Regions from separate parts of the Homo sapiens genome. Here region 1 is linked to region 2. A link is a loop called in an ENCODE intact Hi-C map of the cell type or tissue named here. Cell type or tissue: chondrocyte. All regions are shown on one strand. Links, peaks and the distances in the headings refer to the core of each region. The heading gives the core; the rest is flanking DNA. Region 1 has its middle 69 kb from the start of OLFM1. Region 2 has its middle 9.9 kb from the start of OLFM1.

The links. Hi-C counts contacts between places; a loop is a spot of excess contacts. Peaks named below come from ENCODE experiments on the same cell type or tissue, not always from the same donor. Only the 100,000 strongest peaks of a DNase experiment are listed, where the experiment ranks them.
Region 1: it touches region 2 in a loop (8-fold over the local background); 4 of 110 quality-filtered maps call a loop at or near these places.

What each region holds. Positions count from the first base shown.
Region 1 is chr9:135,154,043-135,158,423 of GRCh38, forward strand. No RefSeq gene overlaps it. Among named protein-coding and RNA genes, the nearest start is that of OLFM1, 69 kb to the left of the region's middle. In chondrocyte, for the core only: no CTCF peak of the experiment used is centred there; a DNase peak (open chromatin) is centred at 2,654.
Region 2 is chr9:135,075,586-135,079,966 of GRCh38, forward strand. It overlaps a transcript of OLFM1 not described here. Among named protein-coding and RNA genes, the nearest start is that of OLFM1, 9.9 kb to the right of the region's middle. In chondrocyte, for the core only: no CTCF peak of the experiment used is centred there; no DNase peak of the experiment used is centred there.

The DNA.
Region 1 (4,381 bases), core at 222-4,221, 78 kb after region 2:
ATTTTCTCTTCATCACGCTGCTTCTGTGCAGAAGACCTGGAAAGGAGCTAACATATATCTTATTTACATATATGTGTGTGCACACACACAGGCACATGGCTGTGCAGAGGGCCTGGAGAGCAGCTAGTGTGCTGTCTCACTAACACGCATGCACACATGAACCGACATGGCCAGACACACACACAAACACACATGTGCACACGTACACACCTGCATACATGCACACATAAGCAGTCACGTGCACACATGCACACACTCACACGCACACACAACGTGCAGAGAGGAGGTGCTTTGAGAGAGGTCAAGGGCCGGCAGTGGTTGCTGGCTCAGGAGGGCTGTGGCTGACCCAGGGAGAGAAGATGGATGGGCCATGCGTTGAGGCCTCTGTCCCCAGCTGTACATTTGCCTGAAACTGCAGGGGCAGCAATTTTCTTTCCAGCCAGTTTGATGTCGGTTTCTTTCAGGGCTGAGCTAAGCGTTCTCAATGGGGAAGAGTAGCAGCTGAGGGGCCTTTTCCCTGGAAAGGTCAGAGAAATCCCATGGCAAGAGAAGCCCTGGGCTGGGTGAGGGGCTGGGGCTATGCATGCTTTGTAAGGCTTAGGGGACATCCCACGTGAGAATAGACATTGGAGCAGGTCAGGAGCTCAACTGTAGAGGTGTAGGACTCAAAGGGGAAGGGGCCGGAGCTTGTTGAAGTTGCAGATTCCTGCCTCCTTCCTTCAGGGATTGTGATGAAGGGAGCCTGGGCAGGACCCAGGAATCTATTTCCACAGCCTCCCCAGGTCATCCTGATGCAGGTAGCTCCAAGTCCAACAGGCTGATAGGATATTCTTCGTGAACTGCAAAGCCAAAATCAAGTCTGCTTTTTTTCTGTGATGGAGATTAGGCTTCCTTGAAACTCTGCAGTGAATTCTGCCACTCAAAGCTAAGCATTGCTATCTCGTATCCTTCTGTCTGTGAAAAGAACTGGTCCAGGCAACTGTCAAGAGGAGCAGTTCAGTTTTCACATCCATTTCCCAAGGCCTCGTCCTGCACAGGACCAAGAGGGCGGTCTAAATGTATTCCTTCATTAGAGGCTCCAGTGAGATGGGGGACCAGGTCGAGGTGGAATTCAGCTGTGTGTCACAGAAGCCTGACCACGGGGGCTTGTCCAGATTCAGATTTATTTTTCCACAGAACAATAAGTCCAGAGGCCTGCCATCATGCCCACTGTGGTGACTCCAGAGGAACAATATGGATGCAGGCTCCTTCATCGTCCCACTCTCAGCCTCATGGCCACAGAACAGCTGCAGTGCCCCGGACATCATTCACATTCTAGGCTGTTGGAAGGGGAAAGGGTAAAAGACAAAAGATGTGAGCAGCTGAGTCTGCTTCCTCTAATGAAGAAACCAGCAGCTTCCAGGAGCCCCCCACAGTGGACTTTTGCTTACATCTCATCACTGGAACTGGGTCCCATGGGCAGTCCCTGCGTCAGTGCTGTGTAGATCTGAACACTGGCAGCCAGGCCTGCTGCATCAAACTGTTGCTGCCAAGGAAAAATGATAGGAGAGATACTGGGTGCATGCCTGCCATGCTGTTCCCAGGGGACAGCCTCCTCCTCACGTCACAGGATGGAACACAGATCATTAGGGTCTGCATTTGGCTGACATGCAGGCGTTTTCTTCTGGCAAAGAAAATCTGACTTCCGGCCAGGCACAGTCGCTCTCGCCTGTAATCCAAGCACTTTGGGAGGCTGAGGTGGGTGGATCATCTGAGGTCAGGAGTTCAAGACCAGCCTGGCCAACATGGCAAAACCCCGTCTCTAGTCAAAATACAAAAATTAACTGGGTGTGGTGGCACGTGCCTGACATCCCAGCTACTCGGGGAGGCTGAGGCAGGAGAATCGCTTGAACCCGGGAGGTGGAGGTTGCAGTGAGCTGAGATCGCATGGCTGCACTCCAGCCTGGGTGACAGAGTGAGAGTCCATCTAAAAAAAAAACAAAGAAAGAAAGAGAAAAGAAAAATAGAAAAGAAAATCTGACTTCCTCGAAGCCCCTCCCTTTGGTTGCACAGCCACAAGAAAGCCCCTCATCCTCCCGAAATTGCTTTATCAACAGCGTGGAAGGGAGCAGGAATAGGTACCTCGGTCATGCACAGGGAACACTTAGCACGGGCCTGGCACGGGGCGTCCGATGATGACTGTAGCTGGCATTCTGTTGCACACATCAGAGAGCTGCATTTACTTCTGTGTTGGATGAATCCACCGCTGCAGAAGCTCCCAGTGCCACCAGGTCCCCCCAGAGACAACGCATCTTCTCCCCAGCTTTGGATGGGACTTACCTATCTTGGAAAAATATGCAGTTTTCATTCCTTGGCAATAACCAGATTTTGGACTTCCACAAGCTGCATGCGGAAGTGAAAACTGGATTAAAAGGAGTAGGGACAGAGGTCTCCAGAAACTTAGGAAAGGTCTCAAGTTTCATTAGCACTGCCTGGCAAGCTCAGCATTTTCTCCTCCACTGCGGGCCTCTGGTTTGCAGCCTGGTGGTCAGTAAGGTGTGAGCATGGGATGATTCTCCCGCCTACGCAGTGCTCTGACCATGCTTCCTCAGGTGCTGGCAGGGCCCTGGAAAGGCAAAAGCAGCAGCAACGCCCAGAGGCCAGAAGTCCGAGAGCCCGCGCCTCAGTGGGATCTGTCCATGGTGCTGACCTCCCAAGCTGCCTCAAGGTCTTAGCTCCAAGAGGCCAAGAATTTCCCATCTTCTCCAGCTCTATCCACGTGACGGCGTGACCCCACTCTCCGAGTTGATGAGGCCTGTGGGGCAGAGCCCAAGCTGGATGGAAGGGAACGAGCTAATCAATTAGGAATGTCTGTGAAGAGCGAGCGGGAGGACGTGAGAACAGCCTCCCACGTGGCTCCAAGTCCGCCGTTCCTCTTCCAAGGCTTTCAGGCAGAAGAGCTGGGGTCCTATCTTTGCTTCCATTTTCAAAGAGGGAGACTCTAGAAATAGCTCCTTTAGAGGGTCAGAGCTCAAATCCAATTTAAAGCCCACTCTAGTATTTGAGATGAGAGAGAGTGTTGTTATGTTAGTCTCTCCTCCCAAATGGCCCTGTTGGAGATTTTTTACTACTTCACTCCTCCCTCCCTCTCTTCCTTCCTTCCTTCCTTCCTTCCTTCCTTCCTTCCTTCCTTCCTTCCTCCCTCCCTCCCTCCCTCCTCCATTCTTTCCTTTTCTTTTGTCTTTCTGTATCTTCATAACAGGATGCTTCATAAAAATTTCATGGGCACCCACTGCTTCTCCAGCATGAGTCTGTGCTAGGCTCATGCTGAATGCTCCCCATGCACTATCTCATGTAATCCACAGCAACCCTGGAAGCCACTATTATTACCTCCCCATTTCATGGATCAGGGAGTGTAAGTCCCGGCTCAAGACTGCAGAGCCGATGGGTAGCAGAGCCAGGGTTCAAACCTAAAACTCCATGACAGCAAAGTCTGAGCTTATATCCATCTTGCCATAATGGTCCTTTAACTTGTTTTTAGAGATGGGGTCTCACCCTGTCGCCAGGCTTGAGTGCAGTGGTGTGATCTCAGCTCACTGCAACCTCCGCCTCCCAGATTCAAGCGATTTTCCTGCCTCAGCCTCCTAAATAGCTGGGAATAGAGGTGTGCACCACCACACCCAGCTAATTTTTGTACTTTTAGTAGAGTCGGGGTTTCACCATGTTGGGCAGGATGGTCTTCATCTCTTGACCTCGTGATCTTCCTGCCTCAGCCTCCCAAAGGGCTGGGATTACATGCGTGAGCCACCATGCCTGGCCAACATTTTTTAAGTTCCAAAATGCTAATTGGAAAATGAAAAAAAAAAGAAGAAGAAGAAGAAGAAGAAGAGAAATCAGCTATGTTATTTCATGGAAAGAGAAACTTAATTAGAAATGTGATCTGTCAAAAAGTTTTCCGGTATGTCTGGAATACTGCCCGAAGCTCAGGGAGAGGTGGTGAGATGGGGCTGGAGAGATTATCTGGAGCTGGAGCCCCAGGCAGTTTTGTTTGTTCTCGAGGTTCAAGCAAGACCTGCGTGCAGAGCCACTATCTTCTGGGAGTGGAAGTGGAGTTATTAATGTCCTCTGGTCCTGGAATTGAGACTGATGCATGCAGGGTGACTTGTCCTCTGAGTAAACGTGTCCCATCTCACCTGGAGAATGAGCCTGAATAGGGTGATATGACTGAGGAGAAGATCTGAGATGGATCTTTGTGAAAAGCAGGGACAATTGGGAAAATCTGAGGCTAATTAGCCCTTCCCAGCCTCAGGCTGCAGGTCCGGAGTTACACATGAAGGCACATCGGGTTGGCAGGCTGGAGAACCACAGGCATGTTTTTACACAGCTGAGAGGGGTTGGAGCC
Region 2 (4,381 bases), core at 194-4,193:
GCTGAATCCAGGCGTGGGGACACGAGCCAGGCGCCGCCGCCGGAGCCAGCGGAGCCGGGGCCAGAGCCGGAGCGCGTCCGCGTCCACGCAGCCGCCGGCCGGCCAGCACCCAGGGCCCTGCATGCCAGGTCGTTGGAGGTGGCAGCGAGACATGCACCCGGCCCGGAAGCTCCTCAGCCTCCTCTTCCTCATCCTGATGGGCACTGAACTCACTCAAGTACGTGCATCCAACGCCATTTTCCTCCCTGCCAGGCGCCCGGCCCGGCCCCTCGGGAGCCCCACAAAGTCCGGGAACGGCTCTGGCTCCGCGCCGCCCCGCGCCCCCGGCCTGGGCGCCCGAAGTGCCGGGGTTGGGGAGGGGGCCAGGGCGCTAGGCTGGACCTGGGTGGGAGGGAGGGGTGCAGGCTGACCGGAGACGGCGCTCCTCCAGCCCCGGCTCAGCAGAGCTGACAGCTGCCCCCTTTTTCCTAGGACTCCGCTGCCCCCGACTCCCTGCTGAGAAGTTCAAAGGGCAGCACGAGGGGGTCTTTGGCTGCTATTGTCATCTGGAGGGGGAAGAGTGAGAGCCGGATAGCCAAGACCCCAGGCATTTTCAGAGGTGGCGGGACCTTAGTCCTACCCCCAACACACACCCCTGAGTGGCTCATCCTCCCTTTGGGCATAACGCTGCCCTTGGGGGCTCCAGAAACAGGCGGTGGGGATTGTGCCGCTGAGACCTGGAAGGGCAGCCAGCGTGCCGGCCAGCTGTGTGCATTGCTGGCTTAATATGCAGGGCTTGGGGGGCTGTGGCCACATGCCCGGCAGGAGGTGAGTGAGGAGCCCTGTGGCGTGCTGGTGTGGGGATCGTGGGCATTTCAAACGGGCTTGTCGTACCCTGAACAATGTATCAATAGAGAAAGGTCTCTGCTTGGTATTCTCCATTTTAAAGATGCATATTGGAGCTGGCAGGTCTTGGGGGAGGAGAAGGGCTGTCTGTGAGCGCCGAACTGGGAGGGTTGCTTTGGCACTATGGTGCTCGGAAGAGCCTGCCAGCCGAGGGAGCCGGGCTGCTTGGGAGTGACATTAAAATGCCCTTTCAATGATGCCACTGTGCCACGCTCTGAACTGGGAGACTCTGGCCCTTTGGAGTTGCAAGTCCAGGAAGTGATGGGCAGCCAGTACCTTGGCCCCAAGCCCCAGCTGCCCCTGACCCTTCTTTCCTTCCTCCCTTCCTCCATCTCCCTCAGAATAAAAGAGAAAACAAAGCAGAGAAGATGGGAGGGCCAGAGAGCGAGAGGAAGACCACAGGAGAGAAGACACTGAACGAGCTTCCCTTGTTTTGCCTGGAAGCCCACGCTGGCTCCCTGGCTCTGCCCAGGATGTGCAGTCCAAATCCCAATCCAGCAGTGGGGTTATGTCGTCCCGCTTACCCTCAGAGCCCTTCTCCTGGTGCTGCCCAGACGATCAGCCAGTCCCTCCTGGAGAGGTTCTGCATGGCCTCTAGGAGAGGTTTTCTTGGCCCCAGGAAGGCCTGGTGGAGGGTGGTGGTTGTGCACTGTTGCTGGACAGATGCATTCATTCATGTGCACACACACACACACACATGCACACACAGGGGAGCAGATACCTGCAGAGAAGAGCCAACCAGGTCCTGATTAGTGGCAAGCTGCCCCACAAAGGGCTATGCCTGTGTCTTATTGAGACACCTTGGCAAAGAGATGGCTGATTCTGGGTGGTCCTGGACATGGCCGCACCCAAGGGCCCTCCAAGCCTTAATGGCACCCTGAAGCCTCCATGCCCAGGCCAAAAGATGCTTTTCCTCCCTAAGTTCTCCTCTTTGTGTCTTTTTAAAGATTCCCTGTTCTGGGGAGAAACTTTTGGTTCAACTTCAATTAGAAGCCTTGTCTCAGTGGTGAAAGTATTTGTCCATCCACACGAAGGGTGCTGGACATCCGAACCCCAGCCAGCCCCTGGTCACACCCCTGCATCCTCACACCTTAGAGTCAGGGCCCAGCCAGCCACCTTCAGGACCCTGGTCAGCTCCGCCAGCCCACAGCCTCCGCGGGTCAGGAAGGGAAATGCTGCTGTTTTCTTTGCTGGCCTGGCATGTTCCTCTCTCTGAAGCTGAACCACAGGCTGTCTCAGGGGAATGTGTCCCTTGACTCAGCCAGGAGGCACCTCCCACCCTCATGGTACAGCTCCACCTTCCCCAGGCTGGCTTCTGATAATTGTGCTTTCGGAATCTTGCATTGGAGGCCAGTTATCCTAATGTGTTGGGATTTTGGAAAAAAGCCTCAGCAGGTGAAATCACGTCAACGTTTCTGAGTCTCTGAAGGGGGCAGAGAGTGGCTGGCTCAGCACCAGCACCCGAGAGCCTGGCTACCCTAGTCCCCACCTGGGTGGGCCCCACTGGGGTTATGCCAGGTGACTTTCATCTTTGACCTCTAAGATGGCATCTGGGGTCGGGAATGGGTGTGGGGGCAGGACCAGCCTGCTCTGATTCCAAGAGCTACTGGGGGACATCCATCCCCAAGCATCTTACTTTCTTGATTCCAAAGTTATGCGTTGCGGGTTCCCTGAGCAATGCTGCTCATATTTGTGAGTGAGTGAAGAAGCATGTCTGGGCTTCAGGATAGGGTGCTGGAGCTGCCTGGTGTCTGCCTCCCGCTTCCACTGTAGGTAAATTGCTCCAACAGCCACATCCTTGCTTTTAGCTCCTTCCAAGGGATGGACATGCGATTCTAGGGCCACTGTGTTTCTAAATGAGCATACGTCGACATAAGAAGATGTCAGAAACGCCTGGATCCTACCTGCACTTAAGAAATGCTGCCTGGAGGATTCAGGCGGACAGGCAGGGGGAGTGGAGCACATGGCGGGGCCATCTGTTCTCCCGACAGCTTACTTACGATGAGACACTCAATCAAACACCAACCGTTGATGGATGGCCTACGACACGCAAGGCTGTGGGGCCAGGTGAACTTTGTCCTCAGACAGAAAGACATTTCACATGGTCTTGCTCTGTGATTTTCAACAAAAGACTGGTATTTCATGCTCTTAGAGAAGCAGGGTAAAGTGGCATGGTACTGAGCTTCCGGGGCAGGGTCCAGAGGCATTGATCTCTGGGCCTTGGGGAAGGTGGGGCAGGGCAGGGACTCCCTGGGCTCCAGGCCCACCGCCACACCCCCCAGGCTTCCCTTCAGAGTGAAGAATGTTTTTTGTACGTGATAGGGTAAAAGGGGCTGGGAAGCTTTGTAGCAACAACCTTGAACCCAGATGGCCTCATTCTCACCCCGATCCCACCAGACACTGGCTGTGTGACCTTGAGAAAGGCCCTTTAACCCCTCTGAGCCTGACCTTCCTTGTTTCACAAGGAGGATTAAACAAGATGATTCTTGAGTAAAATCCCTTCCTGCTACAGACCCCCAACCCCATTCTTTCCTTGGCTCACTCATCCTCTCCTTAGACAAGCATTTCCTGGGTACCAGCTGGTTAGATTTAACTCGGTCAATTCTGGGCTTACAATGTTAAGTGAGTCCAAACCCTTGCCGCTTGGCACCTGGGGCCGGCTTGCTTTGAGGGAAGACCCCAGGCTCTGCCATAATCATGTGTTTCAGTGGCAAAAGAAGTGTCTGCACCGAGTGCTCTGGGTAGGAGTTGGGGAGTGAGTTCTGTTTTGGAAGCTGGAGGCAGCTCTGGAGAAGGAGGATATTTGATCTGGGTCCAGGCTTGCACCTGGGTCCACTAGTGAGCCCGGGGGAAAGAAGAAGAGGACAGAGGCTGGGTACGGTGGCTCATACCTTTAAGGCCAGCACTTTGATCACTTGAGGTCAGGAGTTCAAAACCAGCCCGGCCAACATGAAGAAACCCCATTTCTACTAAAAATACAAAAAATGAGCAGGGCGTGGTGGCAGACGCCTATAATCCCAGCTACTCAGGAGACTGAGGGAGGAGAATCACTTGAACCCAGGAGGCAGAGGTTGCAGTGAGCCGAGACTGCACCACTGCACTCCAGCCTGGGCGACAGAGCGAGATTCTGTCTCAAAAAAAAGAAGAAGAAGAGGACAGAAATGGCTGCAGACAGAGGCTGCAGCAGGAAGAAGGGCCTGGAAACCCTGACTCTCACATCCAATGCTCAATCCACGTGGGTTGAGGGTATTTGAAGTGTTTGAAGATGGAAGCGGAGCTCTCCTCATTAGCCACGCATCCCCAGGCCGGGCCTGGCCTTTCCTAAAACATGACACCCCTGGATGCCCCTGGTGGGGTTCAAGCTGTCAGTGAACACAGAACAGGCTTGAGTGGCAACCGTCACTGTGACTGTTTGCCTTCAGGTTTTATTGAGTGACTACTGTTTGCTGGGTCTCGGAGTTGGGCCAGCTGTTTGCCAGTCTAGGTGCCTGCATTG